Regions from separate parts of the Homo sapiens genome. Here region 2 is linked to region 1. Evidence: read pairs that join two places in POLR2A ChIA-PET (ENCODE). Cell type or tissue: PC-9. All regions are shown on one strand. Links, peaks and the distances in the headings refer to the core of each region. The heading gives the core; the rest is flanking DNA.

What was found. Peaks named below come from ENCODE experiments on the same cell type or tissue, not always from the same donor. Only the 100,000 strongest peaks of a DNase experiment are listed, where the experiment ranks them.
Region 2: POLR2A ChIA-PET joins it to region 1 with 10 read pairs; 2 of 35 experiments call an interaction of 5 or more read pairs at or near these places.

What each region holds. Positions count from the first base shown.
Region 1 is chr12:92,947,008-92,962,426 of GRCh38, reverse strand. It overlaps the pseudogene RNU6-1329P. Among named protein-coding and RNA genes, the nearest start is that of EEA1, 25 kb to the right of the region's middle. In PC-9, for the core only: no CTCF peak of the experiment used is centred there; no DNase peak of the experiment used is centred there.
Region 2 is chr12:93,309,662-93,325,080 of GRCh38, reverse strand. The region is part of intron 2 of LOC643339 (a long non-coding RNA gene); the gene reads left to right. Among named protein-coding and RNA genes, the nearest start is that of NUDT4, 61 kb to the left of the region's middle. RefSeq lists a cis regulatory region at 10,394-10,407 and an enhancer at 10,328-10,472. In PC-9, for the core only: no CTCF peak of the experiment used is centred there; DNase peaks (open chromatin) are centred at 7,610, 9,730 and 10,400; H3K4me3 peaks cover 1,608 bases; H3K27ac peaks cover 3,244 bases.

The DNA.
Region 1 (15,419 bases), core at 3,455-11,454:
TGACAGACAGAATGAGACTCCGTCTCAAAAAAAAGAAAAAGATTTGTGCATTATCATTTTTTGACCTCAAAGAAGGAGATTTCAATGAAGCAAAACAATTTTTTTATTTGCTTAAAAGTTCAAATCAATAAAAATTATATTTAATCGAGACATTAATAACCGAGGAAAAAGGACAGATGTCATTATCTAGTAGGTCAGCCTCAAGGCATGCAGGGACCTGGTGCCTGGCTGGTGGGGAGAAAGTAGTGGTTGGAGCCAGGATGGGGCACATGACATGACTATGACTCAGACCCGCAAGGATGCTAGCAGGTGGTCCAATTTGGTGTTCAAAGGGAAGTGGCAGACTTGACATAAATGTATCCAATGCTAATATCTAAGAGAGTCCAGTTTACAGTTGAAGCATGTCAGTAAAGGCCTCCATGAAGAGGTAATGCCTCAAATTAGCATGGAACTTGCTTATGAATCTTCATCTTTTTATTATTTTATTTTATTTTATTTTGAGGCTAAGTCTCTCTCTGTCATTCAGGCTGGAGTGCAGTGGTGTGATCTTGGCCCTTTGCAACCTCCGCCTCCCGGGTTTAAGCAATTCTCTTCCCGCAGCCTCCCAAGTAGCTGGGATTACAGCTGTGCGCCCCCAGGCCATGCTAGTTTTTGTATTTTTAGTACAGACGGGGTTTCACAATGTTGGTCAGGCTGGTCTTGAACTCCTAACCTCAAGTGATCCACCCGCCTCGGCCTCCCAAAGTGCTGGGATTACAAGGGTGAGCCACCACTCCTGGCCTGTTCATCTTTTTAGAGTAGAGCCCTAGACAGCAATTGGGGATTAGTAGAGAGTCTCTAGGCCCCCAGGAAGGGGAATGCTAAGACTTCACAGGGCTCTAGTTGGGTAGAGCTGGGTTTTAGCTCTTGAGGCAGAAGTTCAATAGTTCAATTACATAGACTAGCCTCCCATAGTGAGATTTAGGAGAGTATTATAACTCAGTGGATCCAATACAGGGATCACAGATACTGTGTCTACAGAAAAACAGCTATTTCCAGAACACACCCACTTATAAAGGTGGACTTCAGTGACCCAACTTAGAAGGTAGGAGCTAACGTTAACATTAGGAAACCAGGCAACGTTGTCATGGCAAGTAGCATCAGCCATACTCATTGAGGGTGTGCCCAACTGGCAGCCCTGTATTTGATTTCTTGGAAAGGAAGTGTAAAAAAATGTATAGACTCCCAAATGGCCAAGAAACAAATGAACGATGCAAGCTGGAGAACCTGGAAAGCCAGTGATATAATTCAGTCGAGGCCAAAGGCTTGAGAAGCAGAGAAGCCAGTGGTGCAAATCCCAGTCCAAGACTGATGGACTGAGAACTGGGACGGGGTGGTGGGAACCCTGGTGCAAGTCCTAGAGTCCAAAGGCCTGAGAACGAGGAATTCTGATGTCCAAGGACAAGAGAAGATAGATGTCCTGGCTCAAGAAGAGAAAGTGATGTCACCCCTCCTCTGCCTTTTTGTTTCGTTTGTGCTCTGAACAGTCACACTGGTGAAGGCAGATCTTCTTCACTCCGTTACTGATTCAAATGGTACCACTCTCACAGACACATCCAAAAATGATGTTTTACTGGCTATCCTAGTATCTGTTAGCTCAGTCGAGTTGACTCATATAATTAACCATCACAGTGTACTTATCCAAAATAAAATGAGGGATTAGTAGAAAAGGAAAGGGAATGGTGAGTGACTAAAAGTCAACAGCCAGGTGCGGTGGCTCACGCCTGTAAACCCAGCATTTTGGGAGGCCGAGGGTTGGTGGATCACCTGAGGTCGGAAGTTGGAGACCAGCCTGACTAACATGGAGAAACCCCATCTCTACTAAAAGTACAAAAAAAGTAGCTGGGCGTGGTGGTGCATGCGTGTAATCCCAGCTACTCGGGAGGCTGAGGTAGGAGAGGAGGAGGAGGTTGCAGTGAGCCGAGATCGCGTCATGCATTCCAGCCTGGGCAACAAGAGCGAAACTCCATCTCAAAAAAAAAACAAATTTCTACTACATGTTTTCTTTTTTTTCTTTTCTTTCTTTCTCTTTTCTTTTCTCTCTTTTTTTTTTTTTTTTTTTTTTTTTGAGCTGGAGTCTCTCTCTATTGCCCAGGCTGGAGTGCAATGGTGCAATTTTGGCTCACTGCAACCTCCGCCTCTCATATTCAAGTGATTCTCCTGCTTCAGCCTCCTGAGTAGCTGGGACTACAGGCACCTGCCACCACCACACCCAGTTAATTTTTGTACTTTTAGTAGAGACAGGATTTCACCATGTTGACCAGGCTGGTCTCAAACTGCTGATCTCAGGTGATCCACTCGCCTCAGCCTCCCAATGTGCTGGGATTACAGGCGTGAGCCATCACGCCCAGGTTTTTTTTTTTTTTTTTTTTTTCCTGAGACTGAGTCTGGCCCTGTTGCCCAGGCTGGAGTGCAATGGCACGGTCTTGGCTCACTGCAACCTCCACCTCTCATGTCCAAGTGATTCTCCTGCCTCAGCCGCCCGAGTAGCTGGGATTACAGGCACCCACTACCACAGCCTGACTAATTTTTGTATTTTTGGTAGAGACAGGGTTTCATCATGTTGGCCAGATTGGTCTCGAATTCCTGACCTCAGGTAATCTGCCTGCCTCGGCCTCCCAAAGTGCTGGGATTAAGGCGTGAGCCACCGTGCCCGGCCTCTACTACATATTTTCTAAGAACAAACTATATTGCATTAATCTAATTGCCTGTGGTTGGTAAAACTAGGGAATGGCATAGATGAACTGTATCATTGATTCATTGTTCATGTTTAGTTTATTTCTAAATATTCAATACTGGCCAGTGAACACAAGGCAGGGTATGCAAATCACATCAATTGCCAACTTTGAACTTTATTTTTTATTTACTTATTTGTTTTTGAGATGCAGTCTCGCTATGTCACCAAGGCTGGAGTGCAGAGGCACAGTCATGGATCATTGCAGCCTCAAACTTCTGGGCTCAGGTGATCCTCCTGCTTTAACCTCCCAAGTAGCTGTTACTATAGCATGTGGCACCAGGCCTGCTAATGTTTTGAAAAACAAATTTTTTGTAGCGATGACGGGGGGGTCTCACCATATTGCCCAGACTGATCTTGAACTTCTGGCCTCAATCGATCTTCCTGCCTCAGCCTCCCAAAGTGCTGAGATTACAGGTATGAGCCACTGCAACTTACCTGCTTCAAACTTTAAATAGTTTGCACTTGGGATAAAATACAAAATCCCTAATGTGGCCTCTAAGGCCCCACAGCCCCTGGGCCCTGACCCTCCCCCATCACTCACTCCTTGCCCAATGTATTCCAGGTCCAGTTGCCCCCAGCTTCCCATGTGGTGCCCCATATGGCAGGCACATTCCTCTTTTCACTCAAAGCCTGAATAACCGGAATAGCTCCTAGTTGTGGGCCTCAAGTTAAATGTTGGTTCCTCAAAGAAGCTTTGCTAAATCCTCAGTTTGATTCTGCCTCTCCTATTGTTCTAGCCCCTGGAACCCTGGTCTCTTCCTTCATAATACAACTTGCAATCTTCTATTTTTCCTGTTGATTTAGATAATGACTGTCTTCCTCAGATGCCAGCAACCCTTCCAAAATTTAAGGACCACACCTACTTTGTTCAATTTTAAATGTAATATCTAACACAGACCTTGATCAGTATGGGCATACAAGAAAGCCTGTTCAATGAGGATTCCAAAATGAATATGAACTCAATTTATATGGAGTGAATATTTTAGGGGCAAGAAATTAAAATGATCAATGTGATCAGTGCAATATAGTCATATAAAATACCAGAGGGGACCAGGCACGGTGGCTCACATCTGTAATCCCAGCAGTTTGGCAGGCCAAGGCGGGTGGATCACCAGAGGTCGGGAGTTCGAGACCAGCTTGACCAACATGGTGAAACCCCATCTGTACTAAAAATACAAAATTAGCCAAGTATGGTGGCACACACTTGTAATCCCAGCTACTTGGGAGGCTGAGGCAGGAAAATCGCTTGAACCCGGGAGGCAGAGGTTGCAGTGAGCCGAGATCATGCATTGCACTCTAGCCTGGGTGACAGAGTAAGACTCTGTCTCAAAAAATAAAATAGGCCGGGTGCAGTGGCTCATGCCTGTAATCCCAGCACTCTGGGAGGCTGAGGCGGGCAGATCACCTGAGGTCGGGAGTTCGAGACCAGCCTGGCCAGCATGGTGAAACCCTGTCTCTATTAAAAATACAAAAATTAGACAGGTGTGGTGGCAGGCACCTGTAATCCCAGCTACTCTGGAAGCTGAGACAGGAGAATTGCTTGAACCCAGGAGGCGGAGGTTGCAGTGGGCAGAGATCATGCCATTGCACTCCAGCCTGGGCAGCAGAGTGAGACTGTCTCAAAAGAATAAACAAACAAACAATAAATAAATAAAAAAAATATAAAACAAAATAAAATACCATAGGAACACCCTGAAGAGAAGGGTTACTTTGGCCATGAGGCAATTTCTCATCTCCTTCCATGTCCTTGTAGATTACTTCAAGGGACTGAAATGAAGGAAGGGTGACAGCACCACATGGCAAATTCACAGCAGGTTGAACGATATTCCCATGCAATGGAGGGAGAAGGGGGAGGGCAATTCAAGGGATGCAGCCTCTATGTGAGCCCCACAAGACCATGGCTGTGACCCTCTCTGCAGCATCTGTATCCAAGACTCAAGACTTACACAAAGATTAACTCTGCTGCATGTGACACAGAATTGAGAATGACTGAAGTACTGTCTTGCCCTGAAATTCTATTTCTACAAGTTTGCTTTAAACATGCATTCTACGTTGTATTTCTTAATGGAACATTTCCTTTCTATTAATTACCATGTCTTTGTGTTTAAATACATTTGTAACTATATTCAAGCGACTTGGTAAATGGAGTTTCCAAGAGAACAAAGCAATGACTTGATTGTCAGGCCTCTGAGCCCCCATCATATCCCCTGTGACCTGCACTTATAAATCCAGATGGCCTGAAGCAACTGAAAAACCACAAAATAATGAAAATAGCCAGTTCCTGCCTTAACTGATGACATTGTGATTTGTTCCTGCCCCACCCTGACTGATCAGTTAGCCTTGTGACATTCCTTCTCCTGGACATTAAGTCTCCGGAGCTCTCCACCGAGCACCTTGTGACCCCCACCCCTGCCTGCAAGAGAACAACCCCCTTTAACTGTAATTTTCCACTACCTACCCAAATCCTATAAAACTGCCCCACCCCTATCTCCCTTTGCTGACTCTTTTTGGACTCAGCCCACTTGCATCCAAGTGAAATAAACAGCCTTGTTGCTCACACAAAGCCTGTTAGTGGACTCTCTTCACACAGAGGGGCATGACATTGATATTCTGGAATGTTAAATATGTTACAAAGTAAATTCATGATGCCAGAGTTAAAAACAAAAACATGACGGGGCTTGGTGGCTCACGCCTGTAATCCCAGCACTTTGGGAGGCCGAGGCAGGCAGATTGCCTGAGGTCAGGAGTTCGAGTCCAGCCTGGCTAACATGGTGAAACCCCATCTCTACTAAAAATACAAAAATTAGCTGGGCGTGGTGGTGGGTTCCTGTAATCCCAGCTACTCAGGAGGGTGAGGCAGGAGAATCACTTGAACCCAGAAGATGGAGGTTGCAGTGAGCCAAGATCGCACCACTGCACTCCAGTCTGGGTGATAGGGCAAGACTCTGTCTCAAAAGAAAAAAAAAAAAAAAAAAACCCAAAAACATATAAACTCTTAACATTCCTTTTTCAAACACAAGCTGTGCTGTCATCCTTTCGATTATTACCATAACATAATTTTAATTAAACTCTTACTTTTATTTCATTTATGTGACTAGGCCTAAAATCAACATTTTAACCACACCATGAAAAAATCATTAGCAATTTATACTCACTCAGTGGTTGAAATGAAGTAGTGAAAACCATTTTGCTTTTCCTCCCTCTCTCCCTTTCTTTCTCCCTCCTTTCCTTTCCCCCCTTTTCCTCTTTTATTCCTCCTTCCTTTCTTCCACAAACATTCATCCTTTTATGAGCCTGAAGCTTTTCTAAGTGCACACATTTGGAAGATATAATACTTAGATTCAAGCATACTTAACCAGCCATGTCCAGAATAAGTTTAATGTGATGCAATTGACCTATTGTAATATCCATCCACACGTCTCACATGTTTTTAAACTCTTATTTTGGCCCATTCATCTTTGAATACTGACTCACCACCATGCAGTTCTTGATTAGATTATTGTTCACCTCTACTCTGAGAGCAAAATAAGAGTGTGCTCAGCTGACTGTAGTGAGTCAGTGGACCCTCTTTTCATTTCCTAATTCCAGTTCTACTTCAGGATTGAATAAGCAATTATCTACACAGCAATTGTAATTAAACCCATTAATTAAAAAAATACACATAGACCTTAACACATCAATTAAAATGGTATAGGTTGTGTCTAACAAAGATGTGAATCAAACAAGTAAATATTTCTATGTACAAAGGCTAAAATAGAAAACAAGACTGAGTATGTTTAACATAGCTGATCTATCACTGTGGACCTGCTTCCATGTCTTCTGCTGTTTTTAGAAATGATTTTTTTTTCTTTTTCTTTTTCTTTTTTTGAGATGGAGTTTCACTCTTGTTGCCCAGGCTGGAGTGCAATGGCACAATCATGACTCCCTGCAACCTATGTCTCCCAGGTTCAAGTGATTCTCCTGCCTTAGCCTCTCGAGTAGCTGGGATTACAGGTGCATGCCACCACGCCCAGCTAATTTTGTATTTTTAGTAGAGATGGAGTTCCTTCATGTTGGTCAGGCTGGTCTCAAACTCTCGACCTCAGGTGATCTGCCTGCCTCGGCCTCCCAAAGTGCTGGGATTACAGGCATGAGCCACCACGCTCTGCCAGAAATTATTTTCTTTTGTTGCTTTTGTTGTTGTTAATATTTGGTAGGCCGCCCAGGTCTTCTAAAATACGGACAAAAGATAAGAATTTGTTAGCTCTTGTATATGATGTTTATTAACATCCCAATGACACATGAAAACATGTCCTGAAGGGTATCATTTATATTTGAGTTTCTCTTGGCTGGGTGCAGTGGCTCACAACTATAATCCCAGCACTTTGGGAGGCTGAGGCAGGAGGATCACTTGAGCTCAGGAGTTCGAGACCAGCCTGGGCAACATGGTGAAATCTCCATCTCTAGTAAAAATACAAAAATTAGCTGGGCATGGTGGTGTCCATCTGTAGTCCAGCTCCTTGGAAGACTGAGGTGGGAGGATTTCTTGAGCCTGGGAGGTTGAGGCTTCAGTGAGCAGTGATCATGCCACTGCACTCCAGCCTGGGTGACAGAACAAGACCCTGTCTCAAAAAAAAAAAAAAAATTATAGTTTCTTTAAGTCATTCATTTTAAAATAAACTAGAAAATTCTGTATGTTTAGCTAAGCTACTTTATAAAATGAAGTCAAGGGGTAAATCTTAACAAACTTGTCTGAATATAGATTAGGACTTTCCTGTTTATTTTTAGGATAATCCTCAGTGGTGCTGACAATGGGTGGGAAGTAGCCCCCATTTTGAAAAGGGTATCTGCACACATGTGCACAGGCCTTACTATGACACAGTCATTCTTTCTCGTCCAGGAATTGTCACTCCCAAAATCCTATAGCGGAGAAGGCTGGTGTTTCATTAAGACAGGTGCATCTTTGGGGGGACTTCACAAAAAGAGAGAACACACTGGCATTTATTCCCTGTTCCACATGGGATGGAGCCAAGTGAAGGGGGACAGTAAGAGCACCCCTTAGAGAATCGAGGGGCTAGCCAGAAACAGGTGAGGGACTTTTACTCCTTGGCCAGATGCCTGCTGGGCTGGAGGAGTGTGTAGGCCTGCCCAGTGCTACTACAGGACTGAAAGGCAATTAAGTTTTGGGGAGAACCTGACAAGGGTCTGATAGAGGCAGGAGGCAGGCAAATGCCTAGGCAGATAGGGGCAGGTCCCTGGTGAAACCCAACCTTCAAGACAGAAACTGTCCTGGGTAAATACTCAGATGGGATTGAGAACCCACCTTCCTGTTTGGTGCACTTTCCTTTGATTGATCCCCACTCTTCACCTATTTTACATATACCTACCTTTTCCTAATTGGTTTTCTACACTGTTGTGCCCACCTTTGAGTGGTGTCTTTGCTATGACCATTTTTGGATACTCACAAACCAATCAGCACACACTCCCTATTCTGAGCCCATAAAAAGCCCCAGGCTCAGCCATATCGGGGAACTTTCCTGTCTTCGGGTAGGAGAACTACCCCCACCTCCTGCCGTGTCCCCTCTTTTTGCTGAAAGCTTTCCTTTCACTTAATAAATTCTACTCCACTCACTGTTTGATGTTTGTGTGCCTAATTCTTCCTGGTCGTGAGACAAGAACCCAGACTTAGCTGAGCTAAGGAGCAAAAATCCTGCATCAGGTCTCCTGGAGTTTGAGGGGGTATAGAGGAACTAGAGTGACCTCTAGTGACAGGGCAAGTACACAGGGTTGCTGTGGCAGCAATTACACCACCATTGTTTGACTGGGCAAGAATGCATAAGGTTATCCATGAACCACGGGGACACTGTGGAGACTGTTCACCAGATGGAGTAAAAGGACAGATCATGTACCATTTCCTCAATGCTGGTCCTGCCTGTCAGCTGTCATAGAAGACAGGGGAGGAATAGGGATGAGAAGAGAGGACAGGAGATTTAAATTGGATGAGAAATTAAAGTTTAATATAGACTGAACTAGAATTTTCCATAGCTGAAAATGAGACTCTTCTCACATCTGAGAATGGCCCCAAAGCTAAGAGATCTCCCTGAAATGTCATCTGGGGCAAAGAAGGGAGATCTGCTTGCTTGAAGGTAGCAGTAGATAAGAAAAAGTAGTTTACTGATTATAATAACCAATTCAGCACATTCAATAAATTAGTTACACAGTTTATTTTAAAAGTAAGCTACTGTACCACCTATGGTCTAACCTTGCATATATATATAAAACCCACAAAGAAAAAATAAAAACAAATTAAAAAAAAAACTTGAACCTGAATTTAGACTAGCCTCTTCAACAAACTACCAGCTTACTGGAAGTATAGGTGATGGAAAAACCCATTAATGACACCAGGAGAAAACTGTCAGCCCAATTCTGAATGTAAGAAATTCAACAGGACAAACAGCCTTACTTCTTCAATGAACACATAGCAGGTTACAAAGTTAATTCATGATCCCAGAGTTAAAAGCATTAGAAAAGCGAGGAAACACAAGGGAAGGGGAACTGTCATACATTAAAAGAGACTTTAAAAAAAGTTTGTTTTTTTTTTGAGACAGAGTCTCGCTCTGTCGCCCAGTCTGGAGTGCAGTGGTGCGATCTCAGCTAACTACAAGCTCCGCCTCCCGGGTTCACGCTATTCTCCTGCCTCAGCCTCCCGAGTAGCTGGAACTTCAAGCACACGCCGCCACACCCGGCTAATTTTTTGTACTTTTTTTTTTTAGTAGAGATGGGGTTTCACCGTGTGAACCAGGCTGGTCTCAATCTCCTGACCTTGTGATCTGCCCACCTCGGCCTCCCAAAGTGCTGGGATTACTGGCGTGAGCCACCAAGCGTAGACTAAAAAAAATTTTTTTTAATTTTAATTAATGAATTTATTTATTTTGGAACGCTTCACGAATTTGCATGTCATCCTTGAGCAGGGGCCATGCTAATCTTCTCTGTATCGTTCCAATTTTGGTATATGTGCTGCTGACGCAAGCAAAAAACGGACTTAAGAGAATATGTAAAATATGTAATGTCTGCACTGTGTTTGAATTTTTATTTGAACAGCCATAAAAATACTCTTGAGACAATCAAGAAAAGTTAAACTTGGACTGGATGTTAAATATGATTCTTTGGAGGCATGACAATGTTATTGTTATGTTTCTTTTTTCAAGTTCTTAGGCATTAGGGAAGCATACTGAAATATTTACACGTAGAGAAATTTGATGACTGGGATTTGTTTTAAAATACTCCATGATAAAAGAAAAAATTGTGAGAATTTAGGGGGTAAGGGAAGATTCATAAAAAAAGAATGGCAGGGTGTAAATAATTATTGAAGCTGGGCAATAGGTACATATGGCTTTGTTACATTTTTCTTTCTATTTTCACATGTGAAATTTTCCATAATGAAAGGTTTAAAGGCCAGGAACCATGGCTCATGCCTGTAATCCCAGAAATTTGGGAGGCTGAGGTGGACAGATTGCTGGAACTCAAGAGTTTCAAGACCAGCCCGGGCAACATGGTGAAACCCCATCTCTACAAAAAATACAAAAATTAGACAGGTGTGGTGGCACATGCCTGTAGTCCCAACTACTTGGGAGGTTGAGGTGGCAGGATTTCTTGAGCCCAGGAGGGTGAGGCTGCAGAGAGCCATGATCACAGCACTGTACTCCAGCCTGGGCAAGAGAGTAAGACTCTGTCTAGATATCAGATACCTTGATTTTATTTTTTTAAGGTGTGAATGTAATATGGCATAATGAAGTTAACCTCAGTTTTGAATACTGGCTACATCTTTTATCAGCTATATGACTTAGGAAAGTCACTTAACCCTTACAACCTCCATTTTCCCTATTGCCAAATAAGAATTATGATTCCTCTTGGCCGGGCATGGTCGCTCATGCCTGTAATCCCAGCACTTTGGGAGGCCGAGGTGGGCAGATCGCTTCAGATCAGGAGTTTGAGAGCAGACTGGCCAACATGGTGAAACCCCATTTCTACTAAAAATACAAAATTAGCTGGGCATGGTGGTGCATGCCTGTAATCCCAGCTACCCGGGAGGCTGAAGCAGGAGAATGACTTGAACCCGGGAGCAGAGGTTGCAGTGAGCCAGATGGTGCCACTGCACTCCAGCCTGGGTGACAGAGTAAAACTGTGTCTCAAATAATAATAATAATAATAATTCCTCTTGTTGCAATAAAGATTTAATGAAGCAGGGCATGGTGACTCACATCTGTAATCCCAACACTTTGAGAGGCTGAGGTGGGCAAATCATTTGAGGTCAGGAGTTCAAGATCAGCTTGGCCAACATGGTGAAGCCCCGTCTCTACTAAAAATACAAAACTTAGGCAGTGTGGTGACACATGCCTGTAATCCCAGCTACTTGAGAGGCTGAGGCAGGAGAATCTCTTGAACCTAGCAGGCGGAAATTGCAGCAAGCTGAGATTGCACCACTGCATTCCAGCCTAGGCGACAGAGATTCTGTCTCAAAGAAAAAGATTTAATGAAATAATGTGTGTAAAAGGTTTCGCAAAGCACCTGGCAGAGTAAACCTAAGTATTAGCCTAATCAGATTTAATTTTCATTTCTCACTATGTTCTCATTTAGTTTCTTTGTTTTTTGAGATGGAGTCTTGCTCTATTGCCCAAGTTGGAGTGCATTGGCATGATCTCGGCTCACTGTAAACTTCCCCTCCTGGGTTCAAGTTATTCTGCTGCCTCAGCCTCCCGAGTAGCTGGGATTACAGGTACCAGCCACCATGCCTTGCTAATTTTTATTTTTAATAGAGACAGGGTTTCTCCATGTTGGCCAGGCTGGTCTTGAACTCCTGGCCTCAGGTGATCCTCCTGCCGCAGCTGCCCAAAGTGCTGGGATTCCCTTCCCTTCCGTTCCGTTCCCTTCCTTTCCCTTCCCTTCCCTTCCCTTCCCTCCCCTCCCCTCCCATCCTATTGCTTTCTCCCTCCCTCCCTCCCTTCCTCCCTCTTCTCTCCCTCTCTTCCTCCCTCCCTTCCTTCCTTCTTCCTTCCTTCCTGGCTCTTGTTGCCCAGACTGGAGTGCAATGATGCAATCTTGGCTCACCACAACCTCCGCCACCTGGGTTCAAGCAATTCTCATGCCTCGGCCTCCCGAGTGGCTGGGATTATAGGTATGGGCCACCACACCTGGCTAATTTTGTGTTTTTAGTAGAGACGGGGTTTCTCTATGTTGGTCAGGCTGGTCTTGAATGCCTGACCTCAGGTGATTCCCCCTGCCTTGGCCTCCCAAAGTGCTGGGATTATAGGCGTGAGCCGACGCACCTGGCCAAGATTATTGTCAATGTGGGACTACTAGTTGTTTTCCCGTACCCATTCTTCTTTTCTTTCTTGGCAATAGGGTTTTAGTTGGCTACATGCCTGCCTAGCTAAAGACTACATTTCCCAGCTTCCTTAGAAGCTAAATGTGGAAATGTTTTGACCCATGGTATATGCACAGAAGTAATATGTGACATGTCCAGGTTTTGCCCTAAAGAGAACTGGACTTGTGCTCCTCAAGCCTACTTAAGCTCTTCCCATGGCTGAGTGGAGGCTAGAACTGGAACAGCCACCTTGTGTTGGACCAATGGTAGAAGTAGGGCTGCCAGATTTAGCAACTAAAAATACAGAACACCCAGTTACATTTGAATTTCATATAAACAAAGAATACTTTAAGAAAAAAAAATGTATGTCCCATGTCATATTTGAACATAGTGAGGTCCAATATATTGTTAAGTGAGAATAGAACAAGGAGCAGAATTATGTGTATAAACTGGTTAATGATTTATAGGCTAGGTTATGTTTAGGAAAAGAAATCTAGTTTATGTTTAAATATGACCATTCTGGCTGTGATATAAACAATGACTTTTTTATTTTTATTTTTGAGCCAGGGTCTTGCTTTGTTGCCCAGGCTGGAGTGCAATGGTGTGATCATGGCTCACTGCAGCCTTGACCTCCTGGGAGTGATCCTCCTACTTCTTCAGCCAGCGTCTACCACCACACCTGGCTAATCCCTTCCCTTCCCTTCTCTTCCCTTCCCTGCCCTGCCCTTCCCTTCCCTCCCCTGCCCTCCCCTCCCCTGCCCTCCTATTGCTTTCTCTCTCCCTCCCTCTCTTCCTCCCTCCCTCTCTTCCTTCCTCCTCCCTTCCTTCCTCCCTCTCTCCCTCTTTCCTTCCTTCCTTTCTTCCTTCCTTTTTCTCTTTCTTTCTTTTTCTCTTCTCTTCTCTTTCCTTTTCTTTTCTTTTCTTTTCTTTCTTACAGTGTCTCACTTTGTTGCCAGGCTGGTTTTGAACTCCTGGGCTCAAATAATCCTCCCTCCTTGGCCTCCCAAAGTGCTTGGATTACAGGCATGAGCCAGTGCACCCAGCCAAACAATCATTTAGAGAGGAAGATTCTATAGTCATCTAGGCAAAAGATAATGGTCAAGTCGGCCAGAATGGGAAACTAAAAATGAAGAATAGGCCAGAAAAATGAAGAATGGCTCATGTCTGTAATCTGAGCATTTTGGGAGGCTAAGGCAGGAGGATTGCTTGAGCCCAGGAGTTAGAGACCAGCTTGGGCAACATGGCAAAACTCTGTCTCTACAAAAAATACAGTAATTAGCTGGGTTTGGTGATACCTGCCTGTAGTCCCAGCTACTCAGGAGGCTGAGATGGGAGGATCACCTGAGATGGGAAGATGGAGGCTGTGGTGAGCTGTGATCTTGCCACTGCACTCCAGCCTGGGTGACCAGAGTGAGACTCTGTCTCAAATAATAAAAAATAAGAGTTGGGCGTGGTAGCTCATGCCTGTAATCACAGCACTTTTGGGGCTGAGGTGGGTGGATCACTTGAGGTCAGGAGTTCGAGACCAGCCTGGCCAACATGGTGAAACCCCGTCTCTACTAAAAATACAAAAAATTAGCTGGGCATGGTGGTGAGCACCTGTAATCCCAGCTATGCGGGAGGCAGGAGAATCGCTTGAACCTGGGAGGCAGAGGTTGCAGTGAGCCGAGATCACATCATTGCACTCCAGCCTGGACAACAAGAGTGAAACTCTGACTCAAAAAGAAAATAATAATAATTTTTAAAAGACAGAGGGAAAAGGTCAATAATGATAAACAGAAATTAAAAGAAGAGAATATAATGAATGAATTTAGGAGAAATCACAATTATCATAAAAATTAAATTAGTATTTAAAAATTTTCTCATACATACAAAGAAAACCCACCAGGGCCAGATAATTTTACAGGTAATAATCTACCACCCTAGCTTGCTTGCTTTCTTCCACCGATGTGGACCTTGCCATGTTTCTTGACTTTTTAATAATTGCCATTCTGACTGGTGTGAGGTGGTATCTCATTGTGGTTTTGATTTGCATTTATCTAACCACCAGTGATGTTGAGCTTTTTTTCTGTATGTTTGTTGGCTCCATGAATGTCTTCTTTTGAGAAGTGTCTGTTCATGTCCTTTGCCCACTTTTTAATGGGGTTGTTTTTTTTCTTGTAAATTTGTTTAAGTTCTTTGTAGACTCTGGATATTAGGCCTTTGTCAGATGGATGGAATGCAAAAATTTTCTCCTATTCTGTAGATTGTCAATACCAAAGTGGACCTGCACAAATCAACCTTACTCCATTAGTTTCTCCTCCCATATATTTACCTTCCCACCATTTGCCCTTGGAAACCTAAAACACTTTTCTGTTGCCTTGTTCCATCTCCACAATTTATCATTCTTTGTTTAAAGTGGTACTTAAGCTCTTAGGCCTATCTGCTTTACTGAGTCTTCACTTCATTTTTTAGAAAAGCCCCTGTGGGCTGGGCATGGTGGCTCATGCCTGTCATCCCAGAACTTTGGGAGGCTGAGGTGGGAGGATTGCTTGAGCCCAGGGTTTCAAGACCAGCCTGGGCAACACAGTGAGATCCCATCTCTTCAAAAAACAAAAAGCACCTCTGTTTGCTAAAAATTAACATTAAATAAAATTTGTATGCCTTTTCTTCTGTTAATCTATCTTTTGTCAGGCTAACTTGCAGGGACCCACACAATGAAAAAGAATAGAGGAAAAGAAATTTTTTTTCTCTCCTACATTCTCAAGTTGTATCCTTCCATTTACCTTTAGAATGAGGGGTTAGTAAGGCTGGGCGCGGTGGCTCACGCCTGTAGTCCTAGCACTTTGGGAGGCTGAGGTGGGTGGATCACTTGAGGTCAGGAGATTGAGATCATCCTGGCCAATATGGTGAAATCTCTCTCCTAAAAATACTAAAATTAGCCAGGCACGGAGGCATGAACCTGAAATCCTAGCTACTTGGGAGGCTGAGGCAGGATCGCTTGAACCCGAGAGGCGGAGGTTGCAGTGAGCTGAGATCACGCCACTGCACTCCAGCCTGGCGACAAAGCTAGACTCCATCTTAAAAGAAAAAAAAAAAAGAACGAGGGGTTAGTAGATTTTCTCCAGTTTCTCCATGTTTTATTTCCTCATCACACGTCGTTTCTATTCATCTCTCCACAAATAGGTAGAAACAAGCTTTTCTCTGTTCAATCACCAATATGAGGGCTTGGGTGTCCTTTACACAGCTGATTTAACTTACATTTAAATGTACTTGGGGTTTGTTTACTTTACATTTCCCCCATTTTTCCTTTTAAAATAA
Region 2 (15,419 bases), core at 3,169-11,168, 360 kb before region 1:
AGAAAAAAAGGGATAAAAATATGGCTGGCACATGGTTCCTACCCATGTCAGGTGGGACGGATATGCCTAGTATTAATTACAGCAATGTAGGAATGCTAAAATAGGATGCTGCAGAACCTACAGAAGAAAAACCCCTAATCTTGGCCAGGCACAGTGGCTCACGCCTGTAATCCCAGCACTTTGGGAGGCTGAGGTGGGTGGATCATGAGGTCAGGAGTTTGAGACCAGTCTGGCCAACATGGTGAAACCCCGTCTGTACTAAAAATACAAAAATTAGCCGGGCGTGGTGGCGGGCGCCTGTAATCCCAGCTATTCAGGAGGCTGAGGCAGGAGAACAGTGTGAACCCAGGAGGCGGAGGTTGCAGTGAGCTAAGATCATGCCACTGCACTCCAGCCTGGGCAGTAGAGCAAGACTGTCTCGGAAAATAAAAAAAAAAATTAAGAAAAACCCCTAATCTTGCTTATAGAAATCAGATGGAATCTTGCTCTGTTGTCCAGGCTGGAGAGCAGTGGCATGATCTCGACTCACTGCAACCTCCACCTCCCAGGTTCAAGTGATTCTCCTGCATCAGCCTCTAGAGTAGCTGTGACTGCAGGCATGCACCACCACGCCTGGCTAATTTTGTATTTTTAGTAGAGTTGGGGTTTCACAATATTGGCCAGGCTGCTCTCAAACTCTCGACCTCAGGTGATCCACCTGCCTCAGCCTCCCAAAATGCTGGGATTACAGGCGTGAGCCACCATGCCTGGCCCAAGCTGAGTCTTAAAGGACGAATAAAAGAGACCACACAGGGCTGGGCAAAGAAATTCTAGGCAGAGGAAATTGCAAGCACAAAGGAGTGGAGACTACCAGCAGCATGTGGCTTTGGGGAAACCATAAATGGCTGTTTTCTTGAACTCGGGCTGTTTGGGAGGCATGAAGTAAGACAAGGATGAAAGAGTAGGCAAATCGTGAAGGGTGTGTATGTATATTATGGTGAGTGTTCAAGCAGTCACAGGGAGGTTATGGGGATTGGAAAGGAATGTTTAAAAATAGCTGGAGGTGAGGTGGAAATTAAAGGGTGGGATTTAGTAAGAAATGTTAAGGGGCTGAATAAGGCAGTGTGGTAAGCAAGGAGCAAAAACGACAGATTTGAGAGTTACTTGAGAGGTAGAATTGATAGCACTTCACTGGTTAGATTGACTGGGGGTCATGAGAGAAACGGTGGTGTCAAGGATGCTACCCTAGTTTCTGGTGAGGCCTCTTGGTTGTGCTGTGACTCATGTCTCACAGACCTTATAATAGGAGGTTGGATCACCCTGGCACAATCTCCAACACAGTTTGATTAACAAAGTGCTAAAAAGAACTAAACCATTACAACAAGAATAGCAGGCTACTGAGTTTCCAGCAAATGAGAGAATTAGAACATCCCTTATAGATCCATAACTCATCAATTTCACTATGCATGAGCTGAAGATAGGCAATTCTCCACTAGATGAGGAGTCTATGAATTTCAAGGGAGACAATTTAAGCCTAAAACTTAAAACAAATTTGATCCAACTTCTTTTTTTTTTTGACAGAGTCTCGCTCTGTCGCCAGGCTGGAAAGCAGAGGCACGATCTCTGCTCACTGCAACCTCCACCTCCCGGGCCAAGCAATTCTCCTGCCTCAGCCTCCCAAGTAGCTGGGACTACAGGCACACACCACCATGCCCGGCTAATTTTTGTATTTTTAGTAGAGATGGGGTTTCACCATGTTGGCCAGGATGGTCTCGATCTCCTGACATGGTGATTCGCCTGCCTCAGTCTCCCAAAGTGCTGGGATTACAGGCGTGAGCCACGGTGCCTGGCCAATAAATTTGATCCAACTTCTATACTCCATGCATATAATCAATTGTCCCTCTGTGTAATGAGCATAGTATGGATTTACATAACGTCCTAGAAATAAATGTGGTAGTTCCATTGGGATAATGTGATAAGACCGATTTTCCTGGAGTGCCCTACCTTCCTTATTTGTTCTGCCCAATAAATTCCTGTGTGTGATTCAAGGCCTAGTTCACATCCTGCCTTCAGGAACCTGCCCCATATGATGTCAGCCTGCATTTAGCTCCCTTGCCCTGACTTCCTCTGCAGCAATTTGGGGTTTATTATAGGCTGCCTTAAATATCTCATTTTCATTTTCTCTGAGTCCCCAGGACTTATCTTATTTACCTGTTGTGGTTCTCTTGAAATTTCAAGTTTCTAGCCTCTACCTTTCTCTCTCTCTCTCTCTATTTTTTTTTTTTTTTTTTTTTTTCAGAGACAGAGCCTATCTCTGTTGCCCAGGCTGGAGTGCAATGGCGCGATCATAGCTCACTGCAGCCTCGAACTCCTGGGCTCAAGCAATCCTTTTGCCCCAGCCTCTCAAAACTCTGGGATTACAGGGATTACAGACATGAGAAACACTGTTCCCAGCCTTTTTTTTTTTAACAGAGGATTTTTAAAGAACCAATCAATGATATTTAGCAGTGTAAACAAATATACAATAAGTGTATTGTGAGGATTAAAAGACCAAAGGGTGGAGGAATTGTAACTATACTATCATAAGGTTCTTAAACTACATGTGGAGTAGTGTAATATTCTTTGAAGGGAGACTATGATACATAAAATATGAACATTGTAAACCCTAGAACAACCACTATTTCTTTAAATTGACAGATAAAATTGTATGTATTTTTTGTGTACAGCATGATGTTTTGAAGTGTATATACACTATGGAATGGTTAAATCTAGCTAATTAACAAACGCAATATACATCATGTAGTTATTTTTGTGGAGACAACACTTAATATCTACGCTTTACTTTTGTATTTTGGTCACCTGCAGTCTTGCCCAGGGTAGCAAGAATTACATTCCGCCTGCAATTATAGCTGATATGGGCTCACTTGTTCATGAAACATATGTTTACTGAGTGTTTACTCTGTGCCAAGCACATAATCCAGCCCCAATCTGCCTCCTTGACTTCATCTTCTCCTCACCCACTAGGTTCCAGCCATAGCCACTTATTTCCACCTTGGGGTCCTTCCACCTGCTCTTCTGGTTGCCTGGAATGCCCCTTACCCAGAACTTTCTTCTTTTTAAAAAATTGTTTTTCTTTTATTTTTATTTTTCACTCCTCTCAGCTCATATCTATCCAGAACTTATTTTTATTTTTATTTTTTGAGACGGGGTCTCACTCTGTTGTCAAGGCTGGAGTGCAGCGGTGTGATCTTAGCTCAATACAACCTCCGCCTACCAGGCTCAAGCCATCCTCCCACCTCAGCCTCCCGAGTAGCTGGGACTACAGACATGCAACACCACACCTGGCTAATTTTTGTATTTTTAGTAGAGACAGGGTTTCGCCATGTTGCCTGGGCTGGTCTTGAACTCCTGAGCTCAAGCGATCTGCCCACCTCGGTCTCCCAAAATGCTGGGCTTACAGGCGTGAGCTGCTATGTCCAGCCCAGAACTTTCAGTATCAGGTTTCCTTAATCTCATTTCCTCAGGGAAACCTTCTCTGATCAGTCTCCCATATTATTATCTAAAATCAAGCCAGGTGTGGTGGCCCACAAATGTAATCTAATGCTTTGGGAGGCCAAGGCAGGAGGATTGTTTGAAGCCAGAAGTTTGAGACCAGTCTGGGCAACATAGTGAGACCCTGTCTCTACAAAAAAATATAAAAATTAGCTGGGTGTGGCTGGGCATGGTGGCTCACACCTGTAATTCCAGTACTTTGGGAGGCCGAGGCGGGCAGATCACGAGGTCAATAGATCAAGACCATCCTGGCCAACATGGTGAAACCCTGTCTCTGCTAAAAACACAAAAATTAGCTGGGTGTGGTGGCAAGCACTTGTAGTCCCAGATGCTTGGGAGGCTGAGGCAGGAGAATCACTTGAATCCGGGAGGTGGAGGTTGCAGTGAGCCGAGATCGTGCCATTGAACTCCAGCCTGGCGACAGAGTGAGACTCCATCTAAAAAAAAAAAAATCAGCTGGGTGTGATGGTGAGTCTGTAGTCTCAAGTATTTGCAAAGCTGAGGCAGGAGAATTGCTTGAGCCCAGGCATTTGAGGTTGCACTGAACTATGTTCATGCCACTGTACTTCAGCCTGGCCAATAGAGTGAGACCTTGCCTAAAAAAAAAAAAAAAAGCAAATCAACTCGCTTGTTTAATTGTTTATGGTCTATGTCCCCCTATCTGGATGTAAACATATGAGGGCAGAATTGTGTTGGCTAACTCTTAGTAGGTGCTCTGTAGGTACATTTTGAATGGATGAATATGCTGTTAGGTGCATAGGCACCTGCCTTGCTAGAGTTCACAGACTTTGTGGAGAAGACAGGTAGTAAGTACCTTCGTGTAACAAATATAATAAATCAAACAGCGCATGTGGAAATATTGTGACTTCGCTGGGCATGGTGGCTCACACCTGTAATCCCAGCACTTTGGGAGGCCGAGGAGGGCAGATCACTTGAGGTCTGGAGTTGGAGACCAGCCTGACCAACATGGTGAAACTCTGTCGCTACTAAAAATACAACATTAGCCAGGCATGGTGGCACTTGCCTGTAATCTCATCTACTTAGGAGGCTGGGGCAGGAGAATCACTTGAACCTGGGAGGCGGAGGTTGCAGTGAGCCAAGATTGCACCATTGCACTCCAGCCTGGGCAACAAGAGTGAAACACCATCTCAAAAAAAAAGAAATATGGTGACTTATACCAAAGAAGTGTAATTTAGACTATGGGTTCCAGGGAGGGCCTCTTTCAACCCCGCAAAGTTTAAGTGGAGTCCTGAAGGATTTCACAACTTCTTTACCCACTGCTAAATAGGAACCAGTTTTCTTGTGCTTTATGCCATCTGGAATCTCCTTCAGTTTTGACTCCTAGGACAAGATTTTTGGTTATTGATGGGATACAGAGGTAATGAACCCTTCTAGTGATTTCAAGGCACTCAGTACTTTTAAGATATATCACAAACAAATAGTCCGTTTTAGTTCATAATAAATAATAATGCTTCACTCCAGGCCATTTCACCATCATATTTTTTAATGGAACTCAGCATTACAACTGTTCATGCATACATTTAACTCCCACAAATGTTAAGCTGATGCCACGATCTACTTGACAAATCCTGTTACTCCGTCTCCTCTTTTATGCCAAGGCAGTTAACCTTCATGCTGTTGTGGTTGTTCCACCACGAAAGCACTGGTGAGTGAGAATTTAATTGGAGAGAGTTTTTTTCCTCCTCATGTTTTGCAATATTGCTAGTGAAGCACTTTATTGGATACATTTTTGGGTTGCTACACTGATGATCTATTTTTAAAAACGGTCTCTTTAGTTATTAATTCAAACTTGCCCTTCATATAAAAAATGTCACTGCCACATAGCTGATGGATAAATACTTCATTGCTAGGAGCAGAGCCAAATAAATAGTCACAGCTTTCCCTTGCCCTGTTTTATAACCCACTGTAACTATAACTATCTCTCCATATATTTATTTCATTGCTGCGAAAATTGATATTTGTTGATTCAAAGTATAGTTAGGGCTCATCTCTAGGGTCAACTGAAAAGGTCTCTGTGTTTGGAGAATCAAATTATAATTTCAGCCAGTTTCATCATCTCTTCAGCAGCAAAATGGGTGTGTGACCAGAATGCACAATATGTATGTAGGCTGGAAGGTGGGACTTCATTATTCCAAAGCTGCAGCCGGGCACCAGAGGACACAAATCAGAGAAGGAATGAGTATTGTTGGAGTCCTCTGTTTTCCAGCCCTCTTTCTTTCTGTGTGACCTTGGACAAATCTCACCTCTCTACACTGCAGCTTCTTCCCTGTGAAACCAAGAGGGTGGATTGGATTATCTGTGGGCTCTGGAAGGCAGCCAGAAAATTTATTGAGGGGTTGTGGAAATCTCTTTTTATGGAAAACTTATTTGGGAGGGTTGCTGGGGGGCTCAAAGCTTTTGGCTGCTTTGAAACCAGTGAGAGAGAAAGAGAGAATAGAAAATTGTGCTTACTGTGTAAACAGTTAATAGCGCTATCAATTTCGACCTCATTGCCACATAATGGAGATAAGAATCTCATTATTCAGAGACATGCAAATGTAGCGATTCTAGTCTTTACACACAGCCACTTAATCACCATGCCACTCACGCTATGTAATTTGCTCTGTGAACTCAGGCACATAAAAAATGTCACCCTAATCACTGCCAGTCATGGCACCACTGAAGACAGCACCAGAATAATAGGTATTTGAAAGGGGACATGCTGAGGACTGCACTCTTGCAAGGCAAAAACAGGGAGCCAAACATAATGGGCTCTGATTGGCTTTGCAGAGCAACTGGCTGGAAATTGACACGGCTGCTCTCTAAATGGCGGCAAAGTTTGAAGTTGACCCTAAAAGATCAGTCTTCAAACTGGACTAGCAGGATTGGAAATGAGACCTCTCAGTGGCCTTGAAGAGAGCCATGTCACTCATTTTTACTATGCCAGAAATATAGACCTTTAGGAATTTCTTTGGCCTAGATCTGTGCTGTCCAAGATGGCAGCCACTAGCCACATGTGGCTACTGAGTACTTCTTTTTTTTTTTTTTTTTTTGACAGAGTCTCGCTCTGTCGCCCAGGCTGGAGTGCAGTGGCGCGATCTTGGCTCAATGCAATCTCTGCCCCAGGTTCAAGCGATTCTCCTGCCTCAGCCTCCCGAGTAGCTGGGATTACAGGTGCCCGCCACCATGCCTGGCTAATTTTTTTGGGTTTTTTTTGTAGTAGAGACAAGGTTTCACGACGTTGGCCAGGCTGGTCTCGAACTCCTGACCTCAGGTGATCCGCCCACCTCAGTCTCCCAAAGTGCTGGGATTATAGGTGTGAGCCACTGTGCCCAGCTGCTACTGAATACTTGAAATATGGCCAGTGCCACTGAGTGTAAATATAAAATGCACACTGGATGTCAAAGGCTTTGTCCAAAAAAAAAAAAAAAAGAAATATAAATTAAAAAAAGAATTACATGCGCAGTGGCTCACGCCTGTAATCCCAACACTTTGGTAGGTCGAGGAAGGCAGATCATTTGAGGTCAGGAGTTCAAAACCAGCCTGGCCAACATGGTGAAACCCTGTCTCTACTAAATACAAAAATTAGCCGGACATGGTGGCACATGCTAATTAATCCCAGCTACTCAGGTGGCTGAGGCAGGAGAATCACTTGAACCCGGGAGGCAAGGTTGCACTGAGCCAAGATTGAGCCACTGCACTACAGCCTAGGCGACAGAGTGAGACTCTGTCTCAAAAATAAATAAATAAAATAGCTCATTAATAATTTTTATATTGGTCACATGTTAAAAATATATTGTATATATTAGATTAAATATAATGTATTATTCAAATTAATTTCTTTTGTTTCTTTTTACTTTTTAAATTTTACTCTTTAGAAAATTTAAAGTTATATGTAGCTCACATTTTGTTTCTGTTGGACAACACTGGCCTACAGAAATGAGATGCTTGTTTCCTCTAGTTGCTAAGACTCTATCTTGTTTTTCTTGCTCTCTTTACAAACTCAAGTTCCTTTAAAGATTCTTCACGTTGATATAAGGAGCCTGCTTCCTCATTGCCATTTGGGTGCAGAGTTCTTCCTGTCAGCCCACTCATCATGCTCATCATACCTTGCTGCCAGGCCTCTCTATGCTGATGACTCGAGGAAAACACGCTCCTCTGGTTGCAAAGAAGGCATTGTTTCTAAAGGCACCTGTCTCAGAGCTCTAGATGGATTATGACCCACGGCGGTCATTGGACTGTAAACCTGACACAGGTTTAACCTTCTGATGGAGCTTGGTTTTTGTCCTAGAAAAACTATAAAGAGAAAAACAGCGGCACATAAAGAACAGTATATGGTGTAAAGAGAAGCGGGAGTCCTGGGTCGATGTTAGAAGACATGAATGCAAATCCCTGGCTGGCTATTAACTTAGTTTGATTTGGATAAATCTCTGTATTTGAGCCTCAGTTTCTCTATCAGATGCCTGTAAAATGAACTCAAAAACGCTTTCTTCAGAAAATTGCTCAAGTATCAAATGAGATAACATATAAGAAAGTAATTGTGGGCTGGGCATGGTGGCTCACACCTATAATCCCAATACTTTGGGAGGCTGGAGTGGGAGGATCGCTTGAGGCCAGGAGTTCAAGACCAGCCTGGGTAACATGGCAAAACCTCATCTCTACAAAAAATAAAAAACCTAGCCCAGCATGGTGGCATGTGATTGTGGTCCCAGCTACTTGGGAGGCTGAGATGAGAGTATCACTTGAGCCCAGGAGGTTGAAGCTACTGTGAACCACATGCCACTTCACTTCACTCCTGCCTTCCAGCCTGGGAGACAGATTGATACCCTGCCCAAAAAAAAAAAAAAAAAAAAAAAAGAACTTGTTAATTACAAAGCTTTGTTTATGGTGGCAGTTTTATGGTAGAGGGGTAAATCCTGTGGACAGATTGTTGTGTTTGGCCAGAAAAGTGTTTTTTGTTTAGTTGAATGGGAATGCCTCCAGTTTGTCACGGACTTTATCGCTCTTATCTTAATTCACCTGCCTGGCTGCTGAAGACAGATATGTTTGTGTACCTTGCAAAAATGAGGAGTGCAATGCATAGTAACACAACTATGTTACTGAGCATAGCCTATGTAGTAGGCACTATGTACTAGGTACTATGCTAGATGCTAGCTGATGTGGTTCCTATCCCTGGGAGCTCTCAGTCAGCACATAAATTACAGCACAACCAAGTCCAGATAAACAGACACCAAGTACTTGTTGTGGGCTGGCCACTGTTCTAAGCTACCGGGATAAAAATTATTCTGCTCAGAACAAATTATCTGGGGATTAGGGAGAAAGATGAGCAACTAACTGCCTTGGGGGAGGCTGTTCAAGAGGAAGTGGGGATATTCAAGAAAGAAAAGTAACATTTTTGAGCCAAGACTGGGCCATGTGTAAGATAAGGCACTTATTATGCACTTTCATCCTCTGAAAACAGCTCTCAGAAGTAGATATTGTTATCTTCATTTTGCAAAGGAGTGTGGCTTATGAGACCTGCCCAAGGCCACATACAATGGACAAAGCTAGGATGTGAATCCAGGTCCTTCTTAGTGAGCCTAAGCCCACAGTACGCCCACTCTGCTTCTCCCAGGGATTAATGAATGATTCATCACAATTGTTTTATTTCTGTTCGTAGGGTTTTCTCTCCTACACCTTAATAAAGCCAAAGTTTATTTACTATTAAAGTTACAATGAAGTACTTATGAAAGCATACAAATTTGTAAAATAAGTCCTTATGTTTTCAAGAAAATTACCAGATATAATATTAACGACAAGATGAAACAAAGATACGAATCATGACTTTTGTCCTGTTTTAAAGTCACCTTATGGAACAATACATCATGAAATCAATAGTTGTACATCTAGGAAATTTACCACTGGAGCTCTCTTCCACTGGTGTGGATATTCTAATTGGTCTCAGGTGGCCGTCTCTGCCATTTTGGTGATTGGCTAGAATCCAAGGGTGTTTTTGAAGATGGCACCTGGAATTCACAAAACATGGCTAATTCTTCTGAGAAGAGATGGGACACAAACATGAAAGAGGAGTCGTAAAAACGTCAGGCATCTTTCGGTGCTCCTTCATCTCCTAAGGAGCTTCTCCCAGGACAGGTCTCTGTCCCCGCATTCTTTCCTTCCGCCTGGAGGGTAAGTTCCCGGATGCAGGAGGTAGTTTGTTTGCCCGAGGGCTCCGACCAGCATTGGGTGCTGAGGGAGGCGGGCCCGGCGGTGCGCATTTTTTTTTTTTTCCAGACAAGTCTTGCTCTGTTGACAGGCTGCAGTGCAGTGGCACCATCTCGGCTCACTGTAACCTCCGCTTCCTGGGTTCAAGTGATTCTCCTGCCTCAGCCTCCTGAGTAGCTGGGATTACAGGCGCCCGCCATCATGCCCAGCTAATTTTTGTATTTTTAGTAGAGACGGGGTTTCGGTTTCACCATGTTGGCCAGGATGGTCTCTATCTCCTGACCTCGTGATCCGCCTGCCTCAGCCTCCCAAAGTGTTGGGATTACAGGCGTGAGCCACCGCGCCCGGCCCCGGCAGTACACTTTGAATTCAGCAGTGACCAGGGCTGTTTGTTTAGAAAAGCCCGGGGCTCTGGTTCTCCACTGTAGTGTCATTCAGCAATGATTCCTTAGTGACAAACAACCCCGCCCTAACCCCCAGGTGAGTTTGACCCATGTCTGTTGCTATGCCAACCACAAGGCCCCGCCCCTTTACCCCAGGCTGACTTGGGATTGGCTTTTCCAGTGGGCAAAGGTCAAGGAAGGACGGTTGCCACGGATCATGCGCAGCGCGATGGCCTCGGCTGTGGGCTTCCGCCTGTTTGCCTTTCTTCCGCTCTCGGGGTAAAGGTCACCAGGGGCTGGTTCAGACCGCAGGCTCTGGAATCTGCCACACCTGGGTTGGAACCTTCACCACTGTCCCCCGCCCCAGCCACATTCTAATGAGTTACCTGCGGCAAGTTTAGGTCTAAGCCTCAGATGTTTTCCTCAGATGTAAAAATGTGTATTACCAAGGTTGTGAGATTTTGATGATAGCCGCAGGCACTTCTGTCTTCTTACAACATGCTATGTGTTTTTCTGAGCGTTTTACATAAGCTAACTCAATTCATCCTCACAACAAGCCTACAAGATAGGTATCTTTGTCATCCCACTTACAGATGAGGAAACTGAGGCATGGGAAAGTTACAGGACTTTCTCAACATCCAGTAGTTTGTAGATGCAGACCTGAGACATCAAAGCAAGTTTGAGTCCAGGAAACACCGTTGGGCAGCACATGCCTGTAATCCCAGTGCATTGGGAGACTGAGGCGGGAGGCTTGCTTGAGACTAAGAGTTCCAGACCAGCCTGGGCAAAGATAGTGAGACCCCATTTCTACAAAAAAAAAAAAAAAAAAAAAAAAAAGAAGAAAAGAAACACATGCCACTTTGGGACACAGTAGATATTTAATAAATTCTATTTATTTTTAATCCCATTACTATTATTGGTTCTGGTTTTCACGGCTTCCATGAGTCACTTTGGAAGTGGAGTGAGACAAAACGTTTTTGTGAGAGTATGATTTAAGAAAAATATTTTTGGACTGGCTGAGGTGGCTTGTGCCTGTAATCCCAGCACTTTGGGAGGCTGGGATGGGAAAATTGCTTGAGCCCAGGAGTTCCAAACTAGCCTGGACAACATAGTGAGGCCACATCTCTACAGAAAATAATTTTTGAAAATATATATGGTTTTGAACTTGAGTAAGGATAGTGTGGTTTAATTCAATTTCTCTTTTAACTCCAGTTTATTAAAGCTTAAGATTTTTAACACATTTTGCAGTTTACATTTTTATATACATTGTTCTTAATGATGAACATTAATATCTTCTTGTAGGCTTCTTCTAGGCTAAAGTGAGCTAATATGTGTAAATAACTTAAGTTCTTAGTACTGAGTACGTGCTGAATAAGGCAAGTATATATGGAAGGTCCTGAAGGTATGACTGTGATTTCACCTGGTCCCCAACTCTAATATTTCCTTGTGGGGATGCATCGGTTCCCAGGTTTTCTAGGACCAGTTGAAGCAGTGTACATTTGTACACTGTATTGCCAATTGCCAGTACAAGAGTGGGGAGCTTCTTGAGGCCAGAGGTCTTCTTGAGGCCACTTTGCTATTAAGGAAAAAGTTCACAGAGGAGCAAAGCAGCTGCTGACCACCCAGGAAAGGTAGCCTGATGGGAGCCTGCTCAAAGGGGTTTGCAGCCCCTTCTGAAATCTCTGCAGTGGGTTTTTCAATGGAACTAATGGTGTTTATATGTTAATTGCATATTAGAAATAGAAAAGACTTGATCAAAATAAGCAATAGTCTGCTAACTGATGCATAAGATACAAAAGCCAGACTTCCAGGGCCAAATCCCACCTGCAACACTTACCAGCTGTGTGTCCTTGGGCAGCGGCTTAACTTCTGTGCTGCAGCACCTTGTCCATAATTTGGGGATCATAAAAGTATCTATCTCATGGAGCTATCATGAGGATTAAGTGAGCTAGTACACATAATGCTTTTAGAGCAGTGCCTGGCACATGGCTGGATCTCAATAAATGTTATATATAATATATGGATACATATGCATACGAATAAATTATGTACAGGAATCATCCTAGTTACACAAACAATATAAGAGAGAAAAAAAACCACAGTCTTTTCCTTATTGTAGTTGTGGTCCCTTAACGCTGTTTTCCATGTAATGTGACATTTTCATGTCTAACATTTTGCTTAAGGTGATGTTGGCTTAGCTGCTGAGTTGCCCAAAGGGTCTGTTCCTACTTGTGTCATGAAATCATTTAAATCAAGGACCTAGACGGTGGAGTAGTGAGTTGAGAAAATGAAGACATGCTTCTCCTGCTTTCGGCCTTACTTCTTATGGCAATTGGCACAAAGAAATGTAATGCTTCCATTTAGCATACCGGCCAATGTGGTGGATGTTGTCCCTTAAGGCAGGGGGCCCCAGAATGTGACTGTATTTAGAAATAGGGTCTTTAAAGAAGTGGTTAAAATAAAATTATGGGTAGGCCCTAATCCAATATGACCAGTGACCTTACAAGAAGAAATGTGGATATAGACAGGTACAGAGAGAAAACCATCTGCAAGCTGAGGAGAGAGGCCCTAGAAGACACCAACCCTGCTGTTAGCTTGATCTTGGACTTCTAGCTTCCAGACCTGTGGAAAAATAAATTCCTGTTCTTTAACAACTCTGCGATACTTCGTTGGGCATCTCTAGAAAACTATCACAGCGACGGTGGGGCTCTAAGCAAGGCAGAGAGAGACCTTAACATAGTTGAGGCTGGAAGTTTTGGGCAAAGAGGTGAGTGTAGGTTTGAGAACTTTGGGACTACAAGGGGAAAGTCATTTTTAGATGCCTCTCTGGAGGAAAACAGAAAATGGGTGGTATGATTGCTCACTTTAAAATAAATTCTTCACTTTACAAATGACTCACTTCTTGTAGCCAGAAGATAGATTAGAAGCCATGATAAAAATACTAGGGAATCAGAATTAAAGTCAGTGGAAAAGTATTATTTGTACTATGAACATCTCCTTCACACAGAATGTTTTAGGAATGCGTTTACCTCAGGAAGGCAGACAACTGGGACCATGTACAAAGGATTAGGTGGGGTCCCTGGAAGGAATTTATTGGAAGTACCAGAAGAGCCCGTAGACTGGGGACAAGATTATTGCACTCATACCAAAGAGAAAAGGAAATGCAGAAACTTGATTATTCGCTAAGTAGGTTTACTGCCCCTACCTTTGAATTTCATCTGTATTTAAGTCTTTTATTTATTTTTGAGATGGAGTTTCACTATTTTTGCCCAGGCTAGAGTGCAAAGGTGCGATCTCAGGTCACTGCAACCTCCGTCTCCCAGGTTCAAGTGATTCTCCTGCTTCAGCCTCCTGAGTAGCTGGGATTACAGGTGCCCGCCACCACACCTGGCTAATTTCGTATCTTTAGTAGAGACAGGGTTTCACCATGTTGGCCAGGCTGGTCTCAAACTCCTGACCTTAGGTGATCTGTCTGCCTCGGCCTCCCAGAGTGTTGGGATTACAGGCGTGAGCCACCGGGCCTGGCCCAGTCTTTTCTTTTTTAAACGTTATTTTTCCTGGAGATTTAGACTTAGCAGTGTGGCCAGGTTCTAGCATGGATTTGATAAACCTGGGACAAGTGGGTTGGTGAGGCTAAGGGGATTGAGAGAACACCTAAAATAGATTTTGCCCTCTAGCCATCATTTCCAGGGTTTGACCACTGATGTCACATCAGACAGACGGAGAGACAGTCAGATAGAACTTGCTTTCACAGGACTTCATCTGAAGTCATTATTCTAGTGCTAGGTCTATATTTCATCTGTCTGCTTTTGGAAAGTGCTGAGAAGAAAGCCTTCCTTCTTTCTCCCCACGCCCTCCCCCAAGTTTATACTATACATTTTTAAAAATGTTATTTTAAATGATCATACCATAAGTGGGCAAAAGAATGAGTTTCCTTGTTTAAATAGTCACTTTTTTTTTTTTGAGACTGAGTTTCGGTCTTGTCACCCAGGCTGGAGTGAGTGCAATGGCACAGTCTCGGCTCACTGAAACCTCCGTCTCCCAGGTTCAAGCAATTCTCCTGCCTCAGCCTCCTGAGTAGCTGGGATTACAGACACCTGCCTCCACATCCAGCTAATTTTTGCATTTTTAGTAGAGGCAGGGTTTTACTATGTTGGCCAGGCTGGTCTTGAACTCCTGACCTCAGGCGATCCACCCACCTTGGCCTCCCAAAGTGCTGGGATTACAGGCATGAGCCACCATGCCCGGCAGAGTCACATGGTTTTTTAACATTGAGTATGACGGGCGGATGTTCTTTCTGGTTCTAATGATTTTTTTGTCTTTCTTTTTTCTATTGGAAAATTTTTCTGGGAATCTCCAGCAGGCAGAAAGCATGAAAACTGTATGATCAGACTGAAGGTTTGACCTTTGAGCTCTGCTGAAAGTATACACCCAGCCATAGACCATTTTTCTGTCACAACGATTTCCACATAAAAGTTTTCTCCCTGTCCGTTCGTGAAAAAATTAACATTCAGGAGGCTCTCTGGGATGGAATGCATTTCATGTGTCAGTCACTAGTGTTTGGTAAGATATCGTCAGTGCTGGCAAGGGGCAGAGAGAAGAGTGGGTCAATGGCATGAGGTTCACTGCTGGGCTGCCTTTACGTGGGACAGGGAAGCTGGAATCAGTCCTGTGCTGAGCATAAGATGCTGCCTTACCTTGGTGGTGACAAGTCATCTTACCTCTGGTAAGAAAAAGTTTTGTAGCTATGATTATTTTTTTCTAACAGCCTGCTCTTTCTTCAGGAGGTAGCCTTTACTGTCTATTGGGTCTACATAAAGGTTTCCCTGGTGAGAGTGAATGAGTAGGTGATTCAAACTTAGAATAAGCACTGGGTGGGCTGCCCAGATCTCCCACTTCATGACTGAAACCGGCAGTCTGATTGGCTGACAGCTCACACCTGTCTCCTCCTGCTCTCCCCGACAACCCTAGTGATGAGAAGCCAGCTGTCCAAGGTCATTTCCCTTCATATCATGATGTGAGGTCTAAATGTCCAGCCCCCTTGCTTTATTTTGGGATATTTCTGTAAGACCATCCTAGCTCAAGGGCTCCCCAGGAGATGGGCGGAAGCCCTTGCTGTGACTGCGTTGCAGCCCAACTTCTCCCTCTGCCTGAATCAGCAGCTTTGATATCTCCACAGGTGTTAATCCCAAGATCACTTCCCAATAAACCTCCTGTGTGTAAGCCTCCATCTCTAAGTCTGTTTCCCAGGAAACCCAACCTGCAACAATATTTTTCTTAAATATGGCAGTTTTATTTATA